Regions from separate parts of the Mus musculus genome. Here region 1 is linked to region 2. The links are chromatin loops, found by intact Hi-C in ENCODE. Cell type or tissue: gastrocnemius. All regions are shown on one strand. Links, peaks and the distances in the headings refer to the core of each region. The heading gives the core; the rest is flanking DNA.

Evidence for each region. Hi-C counts contacts between places; a loop is a spot of excess contacts. Peaks named below come from ENCODE experiments on the same cell type or tissue, not always from the same donor. Only the 100,000 strongest peaks of a DNase experiment are listed, where the experiment ranks them.
Region 1: it touches region 2 in a loop (3-fold over the local background); 2 of 42 quality-filtered maps call a loop at or near these places.

Annotation. Positions count from the first base shown.
Region 1 is chr10:12,015,525-12,021,660 of GRCm38, reverse strand. No RefSeq gene overlaps it. Among named protein-coding and RNA genes, the nearest start is that of Gm40601, 40 kb to the left of the region's middle. In gastrocnemius, for the core only: no CTCF peak of the experiment used is centred there; DNase peaks (open chromatin) are centred at 863, 2,111, 2,292 and 3,150; H3K4me3 peaks cover 811 bases; H3K27ac peaks cover 1,666 bases.
Region 2 is chr10:12,982,562-12,988,697 of GRCm38, reverse strand. No RefSeq gene overlaps it. Among named protein-coding and RNA genes, the nearest start is that of Stx11, 21 kb to the right of the region's middle. In gastrocnemius, for the core only: no CTCF peak of the experiment used is centred there; a DNase peak (open chromatin) is centred at 3,042.

The sequences.
Region 1 (6,136 bases), core at 814-5,813, 970 kb after region 2:
ATGTCTAAAGTAAAAGAAAACCATTTCCAATTCAAAACTCATCTCTGTAGAAATTGAAAGCCTCGGTCATGGCTACACCATTTGAAAAACTCATCCCTAGTGTGTGTGTGTGTGTGTGTGTGTGTGTGTGTGTGTGTGTGTGTGTGCATGTGTGTGCGTGTGTATCTGTATGTGTGTGTGTGCATGTGGTTGTTTTTGTTGTTCTTGTTTTGCAATTCTGAAGATCAAACCAAGGGACTAAGACAAGCCAGATAAGAGCTCTACCACTGAGATATAGAGCTCCTGACACCTTAGACAATTACTGGGATATCTGTTACTCCTCTTATACAGAAATTGACAAAAGGATAGGACACAAATACTTTTGGCTTATTCACAAGAATCAGAAAACATGTACTCACATTCTTCATTCTACAACAGCGGTTTTCACCCCGTGGGTCATGACCCTTCAGGGATCAACCCACATTTTCAAAGGGGTCACCTAAGACCATTGGGAAACACAGATATTTACATTACAATTCATGACAGTAGCAACATTACACTTATTAAGTAGTAATGAAAATAATTATGTGGGGGGGGTCACCACAATATGAGAAACTGTTTTAAAGGGTCACAGCATTAGAAAAGTTTATAACCACTGTTTTAGATCTCTCTCTTTCTCTCTCTTGCTCGCTCTCCCTTGTCATCCTCCTTCTTTATCTTTGTTTTGTAGACGTCAGCTCAGATCTTGTGGTAGAGCCAGTGGCTGCTGGCCTCAACCTCAGCTCAAAGGCAAAGTGTAATTATGCATGGAAGGTAGCCGTCATAGGAGAGAGGTATCTAGGTCAACGAGTGCAGGTAAGATGTGTTTTGTTCAATTAACGGAATGGCAGTGTACCAAGCCCTTCTCCCCTCATCTCTAACCAGACACCTGTTCATCTAATATGTTCATTTCCCTTTACTTGGCCAGGTATCATGTGGGGACAGGGACAAAAGGGTGGCAGTTGACATTTGGGAAACTCCATTATAGACACCACTTAGTTATGTTGCCTCTATCTATCATGCTTCTCTCACCTTGCTCTAGGATGAACATTACTATTTTCCTAGCTATTCTCTTTAAAAGCCCCCAAGGCATCTATACTGGGCATGCCGAGGAAGAATCGAGAGGAAGTGAATATAGGGGAAGGTAGTCACCAGCAGTTTAAACACAAGATGCTCCAAGCCTCCAGTAAGTGTTTGTGCTGTCTAGCTACAAACAAATATTTACTCCAGTTCCAAAACAACAACAACAGCAACAACAAAAACATTTTCATTTAACAGTGGCACTATGCTAACCTGGATACTTTTGGGCTCTCAGAGAATGAACCCCCAACCAAAGAGCAAGCATGGGCTGGTCCTAGACCCCTCACACATATGTAGTAGACGTACAACTCAGTATTCATGCAGTTCTCCCAATAACTGGGGCTGGGACTTTCCCTAAATCTGTTGCCTGTCTATAGATCCCATTCCCCTAACTGGGCTGCCTTATCTGTCTAGTCCTGCAAAGACTTGATGTGCCAGGGTGGGTGGACATCCAGGGGGAGCCTCCACCCTGTTGAAGGAGGGAGGGTTGGGGAGGAACTGTGGGGGGGGGGGCACTGGGAGGGCCATCAATCAGGATGTGAAGTAAATATATTAATTAATGAAAAAGAATGGCACTATGACTCTCACAATTCTTTTTCTGTATTTTGCTGATGGAAGAGGCTCAGAGATGTTAGGTAAATTGTTCTCCTTCACCCAGCAGATAAAACAGAGTTGTTAGCTAGTTATCAATCTTTTACTTTCCTCCAGTCCACTTTGACCTTTTAATTATCACTGAGGCAAGGACCTTGAGTAAGGACTGAGTCTCCTACAGCATAACCTTCCCTCGCAGTTTCTGTGATATTTATAGTCTTTACTCACAGTGGCAGTTTCGTGAGAGCTGTCATCTGTCCACTGGGTAACAGTCGTTTGTGAGTTAGTGATACTGTGTTTTTCCATTCTGGCTCAGTCATGGAGCCATCTCATCTGCCATGGGTACCACTTGCTGTTACCATGGCAGTAGCCCCCAGCTAGAGGGCCAGGTTTGCTCCCCGAAAGCCATCGTTCTGTCTGCATGTGGCTTTTGACAGAATGGCCGATTTTCAAGGATGTTAGAAGAAGACAACATTTCCTACCCGTGAGAACAAGACAGCAAGTGCTCTGGCAATCGGACATCACAGTCTTGCTAAGTTTAGCCTTTGGGATGAATCATCCAAGGAGACTGGTACTCGCTCTGGCTTGTTGGCTGTTTTATTTTTAGAAAATCTGAATTCCAGTGAAATCCATTTGGCGGCACATAATCGGTGTGGCTCCAATCCAAACTAGGTAATTAGAGGTCAGCTGGAGGCGATTATCTCCATCTCTGAGCGAGCTGGGCTGAGACGCTCTTCAAAAAGCTTTTAAAGCAACATTTGCTTCCTTGTGACCAATTTAGTGCAAATGACAGTCTTAAAGGCTCTTCTTGCCTCCTCCTAGCTTGGTGTGTTGTCTTTTTGACTCTTCTTGCAGAAAATCAATCTTCTGGAAAAATTCCATCTGAGAGAGAGAGAGAGGGAGAGAGAGAGAGAGAGAGAGAGAGAGAGAGAGAGAGAGAGAGAGAGAGAGAGAGAGAGAGAGAAGACTGACCCTGTGCTAAACTGATGCCTAGTAGCAAGGTCACATTATTTAGAGTGACTCGTGTGGAGGGTTTTTTTTTTTTAATTTTCCATGCAGCTTCACTCCCCCCTCCATGATTAGGAAAGAGATTTCATACGCATGTTTATTCTCTTTTTTTCTTTTAAATATTCATGTGTGCACACACATGCATGTATGTGTTCTTGTGTGTGTGTGTGTGTGTGTGTGTGTGTGTGTGTGCATGTGAGTATGGGTAAAGAGAAGCAGACAATGTGTTGAAGACAGTTCTCTAACACATAGGTCTGGGGCTGAAACTTGGGTTGTCAGGCTTGGCTTACCCATGAAGCTGTCTCACCAGTCAGTCCCCTTTACAATCTGTAACTTTAATGAAACTCCTAAAGAAAGATTAGTGGTGTGTTTTCCTTCAACAGGGGAAAGCAGATGTTAGTGTGTCTGCCGGGCAGGCGGGGCTGTGTCTGTGGAGGGAGGAGAGTGGCAGGGCAGTTAGGTCGTCTGACCTCCCACTGTGCCTCTCCAGGTGTTCAGCCATTGTCCTTGTCCTGCAGCTCTCGCTGAGTATGATTGGGGCTAGTTCTGCACATCTTCTTTCACTGCTTGTTGACAGAGTCCATGGGGCCCCCTGACTACACATTGTCCACATCACATGCTTTACACTTCTTAGTTTTCATTTGCGACAGAGATATCATACCAGGTAGAGCACCCCCAGTAGTGCATCTGCTGATTCAGACCTGAGTCTAGAGATCATCTGAGATTTCTAGGCTTCTTGGTAGCAAAATAAAGATTCAAAGAAGGAATACACGAGTAGTTATAGTAATAGAGACAGTTTCATAAAGAAGAAAAAATGGTACTCCTGAGAATGGAACAGGACATAGGTTCAAAAAACTCCTTGCCCCCTCAGGTCATGATCCTTTATAGCTTATTTACACAGCACCCACATTCTCCTGCTTTTGGAATTCACAAAGCCTTTGTAAGACATGTTGTTTTTTACAAGGAGACTTTATCGAGAGAGGGGTTTCTAGTCTTTTTGCTACAGGCTTGTCTTAGCATTGTATTGCTATGATAAAACACTGTGACCAAAAACAACTTAGAGAAGAAAGGGTTTATTTCAACCCCCAGTTCCATATCATAGTCCATTATCAAAGGAAGTCAGGGCCAGAAATCAAGGCAGGAAATGAAACAGAAGCCATGGAGCAACCTGCTTACTGGCTCATTCCCTGAAGCTTGCTCAGTCTTCTTTTTTTATTCACCCTAGGCACCCTTTCTCAGGGGACCACTATCCACAGTGGACTAGGCCTTCTCATATCTAATTAAGAAAATGCACCATAAGCTTGCCTACAGGCCAAACATTTATAGGCATTTTCTCAATTGGGGTTCCCCCTTCTCAGATAACTCTAAAATGTGCCAGGTTGACAACAAACCCAACCAGGACAGGGAGGAAGGGCTTATTCTGGCTTGCAATTCTAGAGAAATACAGTCCCTCATAGTGGGGAAGGTGTGGCAACAGGGTCATAACGCTGACCACGAGTAAGAGAGCAGGAAGAAAACAGGAAGTGAGAGCAGGCTATACTCTTGTAATTTCAGGCTCAGTTCAGTGACATACCTCTTTTAGCAAGGGTTCACCTCCTAAAGGCTCCACAACCTCCCAAACATCACCACCAGGCCAGGACCAAGTGTTCAACCCATGAGCCTCTGGGAGAATATTTCCCATTCAAACCAAAGCCTGGGGGATATTCTGTCTCATGTGAAGCCTGATGCCTTTCTCCACTCCTGTTTCCATATCACAGTGATGCATGTCATTTCATTGAAGAGTATTTGGGCTAAGTGTGATAACACAGGCCTATAATCTCAGCAGTTGGAAGGCAGAGGCAGGAGGAGCAAGAGTTTGAGGTTGGTGAGCTCTATATGGTGAGGACCTGCCTTGGTTTTTGCTTTTTGTTTTTCAAAATGTGTTTAAAAAATATTTGATGACCAGTGCAAACTCTTTAGGTTTCTCCACTCACCACCAGATACAAACTAATGTGAAAATACAATGTCTGTCTCCCTTCAAGCTTTCCTTCTTATATTTAAATTGCTACAGTTAGATCACAGCCACTCTAGCTGCTCTTCTCTCTCAGAAGGTAGTCTGTGACACTCTATCTATCTATCTATCTATCTATCTATCTATCTATCTATCTATCTATCTATCTATCTATCTATCTATCCATCTCCACTCATTATCTATCTATCTATCTATCTATCTATCTATCTATCTATCTATCTATCTATCTATCTATCTATCTATCATCTATCTCTATCTATCTATCTATCTATCTATCTATCTATCTATCTATCTATCATCTATCTCTTACCCATCCATCATCTTTCTATCTCTATCTATCCATCCATCAATCTATCAATCTATCTACCCATCCACCCCTCAGCTATCTCTCCACTCATTATCTATCTATCTATCTATCTATCTATCATCTATCTCTATATCTATCTATCTATCTATCTATCTATCTATCTATCATCTATCTCTCTACCCATCCATCATCTTTCTATCTCTATCTATCCATCCATCTATCAATCTATCTACCCATCCACCCCTCAGCTATCTCTCCACTCATTATCTATCTATCTATCTATCTATCTATCTATCTATCTATCTATCATCTATCTCTCTATATCTATCTATCTATCTATCTATCTATCTACCTACCTACCTACCTATCTTCTATCTCTCAATCAATCCATCATCTCTTTATCTCTATATCTATCTATCTATCTATCTATCTATCTATCTATCTATCTATCTATCATCTATCTCTCTATATCTATCTATCTATCTATCTATCTATCTATCTATCTATCTATCTATCATCTATCTATCTATCTATCTATCTATCTATCTATCATCTATCTATCTATCTATATATATATATCTATATATCTATCTATCTCTTTCTCATTTGCAGCTGCAGACTAAACTAATGGTCCTGTCTAGGACCTGATATCTTGGCATGCAGCCTATGCTAGACTTAATAACACATGGTATAGGACTTCCCATGAACCCCTGCAAACTCATAAAAGTCAGAAAAATCTTTGTTCAGAGGAGTTCTCTGAAGTGACCCTCTACTTTGAGCTATCACCCCATCTATCTATATGTAATAGCTATCTTTCCTAGTCCTTTGTTTCAAGCTCTGTCTTCCAGGTTCTTTTTTTATTGAATATTTTATTTATTTACATTTCAAATGTTATCCCCTTTACCAGATTCCCCTCCAAAAACTCCCTATCCAACTTTCCTACTTCTATGAGGATGCTCCCCCACGCACTCACTCCCACCTCACCAACCTGGAATTCCCTTACACTGGGGCATCAAGCCTTCACAGGACCAAGGGTCTCTCCTTCCACTAATGCCTGATAAGCCATCCTCTTCTACATACATAGCTGGAGCCATGGGTCCCTCCATGTGTACTCTTTGGTT
Region 2 (6,136 bases), core at 663-5,662:
ACCTTGGCTGTGTTAGAGCGCCTGGATTTTGAGCCTCCTCTGAGTGCTGTGGGAGTTTGCATGCAAGGTAAACCAGTGCAGACCAGAAGGAACCTTAGCCACTGGTCGGGTGGGGTTTCTGCGTCCCTGGATCCTGCTGGTCCCAGTTACTCCTGGTGGTGTTGGAACTGATGTTGTGTCCTCCTCACCCACGATCCTGACATCCTGGGCATGTGAGAGCTCCTGGAGTGGAGCCTCCTCTGGGTGCTACGGTACTGGCTGCAGAGTTCGCACCCCTAGTTCACAGATTCATTTGCAAGGCAATTGAGGTTGGATGACTGGCAGCTTGAATAGGAACAAATCCAGGCATCCCAGGATGTTGGGAAATGGAGCTGTGGAGTTGTCTGAAGTCTGATGGGTGGCCGTGGAGCTCCTGGGAAATAAATTGTGGTCAGCAAGATCTCCTTTTTGCCTTGGTCACTCATTCATACAAGTGTCTGTGCATATACCACAGTGCTTATTATGGTCCCAATGTTTGCACCCCTCCCAGATGCCCAAAGTGACCCTCCTTAGAGGTAGATCCCAGGGGAGTGATCAGACATTGAGAGTAGAGCTGTCAAAAGTTCAGCTCTCACTTCCTGCCTCAGCCTCCCGAGTGCTGAAACAGGAGGAGGTGCCACACCAGGCCTGGCCTAAAGAACAGATTGTCTGCCCTTGTTTGTTTCAGTTCAGGGGATCAAATTGGGGCCTTCCTCATATCGGATAACACTTTGCACCGAACTTTTCAATTTGCACGTGCATGTGTATGTACATGTGTGTAAACAGTGTGCACGCCCATTCATGTGTGCAAACACAAGAGGGTGTGTCACAGGGCACATTAGAAGGTCAGATGACAACCTCTGGTGTGGGCCCTCAACTTGCACTTTGTTTGAGACAGGATCTCTTTGCTGTTTTTCTGCTGTGTACAGCAGACCTGTTGGCTCACAAGTGTCTACAGATTCAACCATTTCTATCTCCCACCTCCCTGTAGACACTGGAAGACACTATCACACCTTTTACATGGGCTCTGGTGATTTGAACTTGGATCGTAGTGCTTAGCAGATAGCATCTTTATTCACTGAGCCTTTTCATCCAGGTGTTGTTGTTGTTGCTGATGCTCCTTGTGCTTTGTTTTTGTTTTTTTGAGACAGGGTTTCTCTGTGTAGCTCTGGCTGTCCTGGAACTCACTCTGTAGACCAGGCTGGCCTTGAACTCAGAAATCCGCCTGCCTCTGCCTCTGGAGTGCTGGGATTAAAGGCGTGCACCACCACTGCCCAGCTCTTCTCCTTTTTTGATACAGCTTCACCAAGGTGCCCACACCAACCTCCAGCCTGTTCTCTTCCTGAGAATAAGTCTAAGTAGCTGGCCTTGCTGCTGTGCCTCCCCGCAGCTGGCTCACAAATCCCTTTTCTATTTTAAGACTCAGCTGGAGTGATGCGCTCCTGAGCTCAGATCCGTGCTCCAACTCTTATCACACTACAAACACCAAGTGGAGGAGATTATTGTGTGGTCAGCTGAGAAGAGCTGTGGAGGAGGGGTCCGAGAGGGCATGGCAGAAGGACCATCTAAGGACATACATTCACAAGGGGGCAGACAAGAGGCCCTGTTCCTCAGGAGGAGGAAGAGCAGCCAGTGTTGCTAACCACAACCCATCTCCCCAGCCCCAACTGCCAGTAACTTTTTGACTGGGAATTTATTATTTATTTCAGACACTGTATTTAAATTTTCCTGTCTGAACTTAATGGAGAGCCCATGAAACTGGCCATTAAAGATGGAAGATGGATATAGAAAAGCTATGGTCATGTTTCAGCACTCAGGAAGTTCCATGCCCAAGTTATTTTTGTTTCTCCCTGCTACTACAAGAAAATTAGCAGCAATTAAAACTATTCTTTTTTTTTTCCTTCTGATTTCTATGCAGAGCTGTGAGTTTAAAATAGAATGTTAAATAGTGTAAGTGACACAGTAAACGTCCCAGCAAGTGTTTGACAGAGATAAGTTTTAACACTTCTGCTAAAAACTGAAAAGCTGTCACTCTGTGTTGGAGCTGAAAATAGTCATTGCTTACAAATTGTTCTTTCTGATGCAAATGCGTGTCACCCTTTGTATTACACCAACATGCAAACATTCCATATTAATGCCCGTAGCCTTAGAACCGAATGACAAACGATGCTTGTTCTTAATGCATTTAATCTGCTTTAAATGAATGCCGTCTCTCTGACTTGCTTCTCTCTTCCCTTCCATAAATTCAAGGCTCCCATACTAATTCTACTTAATAAATATGTATGGTGCAACTTTTAGCTAAAAATTCAAGGACCAGACAGGTGAGGGCTGTGTATTGAGTGCTGTGCAGAGTATAATGTGATTATGGCTCAGAATATGATGATCGCACGATGTAATCAGAGCAGGGCTAGATTCATTTTAATATATTTGATTAAAAAGAAAAGTTGTTTATGGGACTGTCTAATATAGGGTTAGGACAGGTGGCTCACATCAGGAGGCTGAGGCAGGAGGATTTTTAATAAGTTCAAAGCCAGGCTGGGCTATAGAACAAAACCAAAGCAACAGAAGCAGGTGTCAAATGGCCATATTTCAAAGCTATATTTCAAAGGGCTTTGAATAACTGGGCAGCATAGACATGACTGTTCTATGACTCCCAGTTACCCTCTTTTTCTTGTGTTCATTGCTTATATCCACCCCCAACCCCCAACGTCAAGTTCTGTTAGCAGCTTCCTACTTGAACGGCAAATAAATCCCTGTCTGCCTTCCAATTAAATGGGTCTGTGTGTTTACATTTGGGTCAATAAATAAAATTGGGATGCTACTTCGTGACATTCAAGGGAGAGATTTGCCATTCTTTAGTTTTTTGTTTGTTTGTTTTGTTTTGTTTTGTTTCTGATGGTTGGAATGTAACCAAGACAACAAGTGTCTTGGAAGCCTGAAGCCACCTTAGGTATGGAAGCCAAACATGGAAAGAGAGCCCGGTAGCAGAATTCTGACGCTCTGCCATCTGGCTCCTCCAACCAAACCCGAGCTGCTTTCCTCAGAAATGGCTTCAGAGGGACATGGATGTCTGTGCTGCTTAGCCTACTGTCATTGGCATGTCTGTCTGTCTTCATGCCACCCATCCAGGATCTGGGATGGACTTAGGTAGGTTAAAAGGATGGAAGCCAAAGAGGATAGAGATATGGAAGAGAGCCCCCCCGTGACTCAGTGTTGGGCTTTTGTCTCTCAGTTGAGTCCAGTGCAACTTACCAAACCACAGCAAGCAGGCCTACAGAGGCTGAGACAGGGGCTTGCCTAGTCTGCTCAGTGAGTTCCAGGTTCAGTGAGAGACCCTGTCCCAAAAAGTAAGGGAGAAAGCAACTGAGGAAGACCCCTGATGTTAATTTCTGACTTCCACATGAACGTGTGTTTGTGGTGTAATGTGTCCACACAGGAACACAGGCACATGCACACATCACACACTGAAAAATAGTAAATGATATCTTTTGAAAGTAACTTCAAAAGCCACAAAACCACATATACAGCATCTTGAAGACACGTCAGGAAGTATCCCTAACTCTTTTGACTCTATCTTTTTAAGTGTGCACTGTCTTTTTGTCGATTTATTTTTAATTTTTGAGTTTTTTAAAATTTTTTGTTTTGTTATATTATGGAGATTTTTTTTGTTTGTTGTTTGTTTGTTTGTTTGTTGAAGCAGGGTTTTTCTGTGCATCCCTACTGTCCTGGAACTTGTATGTAAACTAGGCTGGCCTTGAATTCAGAGATTCCCCTGCCTTTACCTCCTGAGAATGGGGATTAAAGCATGTACCATCACTCCCAGTTTTTTTTTTGTTTTTGTTTTTGTTTTTTTGTCCTTCTTCCCTCCCTCCCTCCTTTTCTTCCTTCTTTCCTTCTGTCCTTCTTTCTTCCCTCCCTCCCTCCTTTTTCCTCATTCCTTCCTTCTGTCATTTCCTCCTCCCTCCCTCCCTCCCTTCCTTCCTTTCTTCCTTCCTCCCTCCCTCCCTCACTCCCTCTTTCCCTCCCTTCTTCCCTTCCTTCCTCCTTCCTTCCTTCCTTCCTTCCTTCCTTCCTTCCTTCCTTCCTTCCTTCTGTGTTTAAGGGCAGGGTTTCTCTGTGTAGCCCTGGCCATCCTGGAACTCTCTCTGTAGACCAGCCTGGCCTCAGATTTAAAGATCCATCTGCCCCTGCCTCTTGAGTGCTGGGGTTAAAGCTGTTAAAGCCACTACCACCCAGCTCCTTTTCTTTTTTAAAAATTAGATTAAATAAATGTTTTTTCGAGTCAGAGTTTCTCTGTATAGCCCTGGCTGTCCTGGAACTCACTCTGTAGATCAAGCTAACGTCAAACTCAGAGATCCGCCTGCTTCTGCCTCCCAAGTGCTGGGATTAAAGGCGGGCACCACCACCGCCCAGCAATAAAAAATATTTTTATTGCATGTACATGTGCACCTGAATGTGTGTATGTGCACCTCACACACCCAGGAGACAAAGGTAGGGGCATCTCGGAGTTAGAGGCCACCGTAATCTACATGCAAGTTTCACATGTGCCCATATGCCCTGCAGGTGCCCATGAAGGCAGAAGAGGACATCAGATCCACCAGAACTGGTGTTACAGTTGTCAGTCACGTGAGGCCTGTGCTGACAGCCAAACCCAGATTCTCTGCAAGAGCAGCAAGTACTGTTAACCTAAGCCTTCTCTCCTTTCATAACTTAATTCTGTTATTTTTGTGTGTAGGAAGGATCTGTCTCCCTCTTGCCCTTTCTTTGTTCTTGTCTCTGTCTCTGTCTCTGTCTCTGTCTCTCTCTCTCTCTGTCTCTCTCTCTCTCTCTCTCGTGTGTGTGTGTGTGTGTGTGTGTGTGTGTGTGTGAGCATGCCAGAGCTTGAGTGTGGATGGAGGCTGGAGAATAACTGGTAGGGCCAATGTTATCTTTTCTTTGTCCTGTGCTCTGTATCTCTGTATCCAGACTGGGCTCCTAAGCTTCTGAACTTGTTTCTGCTTCCCACCCCCACCCCCCACTGTCTAGCCCAGAAGTGCTGGGTTGCAGATGTGTGCTGGGTTGCAGATGTGTGCTGGGTTGCAGATGTGTGCTACCACGTCCAGTTTTTTATAGGGATACTGGGATTAAAACCTCAGATTATCCGGCTCACAGGGCAAGGACCTTGACATGCTCAAGCCCCTCACAGGCCTCTTCTCCTTTTCGCTATTACATTATTTATCCTTGTTAATTTATGTGTATGGAAATTTTGCCTGCAGGCATGTTGTGTACTATATATCTGCTAAGCCAACTCTCCTTTTCTTAATAAACTCCAATTTTGCTTTACACTGACTGGCACTGAAGTTATTCCCTATAAGTCAAGTTCTTGGCTGCATCTCAGTGGTGATCTCCGAGACAGGTATGGGTGTAGATTTGCATCTCCTGCTGTGGGAGACAGAGCAAAGAAAGGTGTTCAGAGGTGAAACAAGGAGAGTCTCCACTCACCGAGCCATGAAAAGGGCCAGCGAGGTGCAGGCTTTACGCCATGTAGCAATTTGGCTCAAGAGGTGTCCTCATATGCTTTCCATAGCGGTGGTGAATGCCATAACCACAATCAACTCGTGGACAAGAAGATTTATTTTATCTTACAGTTTGTTTCCAGCTCACCATGAAGGGAAGTCATGGCAGGAACCTGTTTACTCTTCCGAAGGTCCGAAGTTCAAATCCCAGCAACCACATGGTGGCTCACAACCACCCGTAATGAGATCTGATGCCCTCTTCTGGTGTGTCTGAGGACAGCTACAGTGTACTTACATATAATGAAGACAGCTACAGTGTACTTACATATAATAATAAATAAATCTTTAAAAAAAAAAAAAAGGACTATGGGGGAACACTGCTAACTGGCTTGTTCGTCCGGCTGAAGCATGTATTTTATGTAACTCAGAGGGAACTCCTTGCCCAGGAGTGGCACTTTCTACCGTGGGCTGGACCCTCTCACACCAAGCACTGATCAGAAAGATGCCCTGCAGACTTGCCTTCAGGCCAAACCGATGGAGGCATTTTCCCAACTGAAGTTGCTTTTCCCCAGATGACCCTGACTTATGCCAAGCTGACCAAAAAGTGAACCAGCACAGGTGGG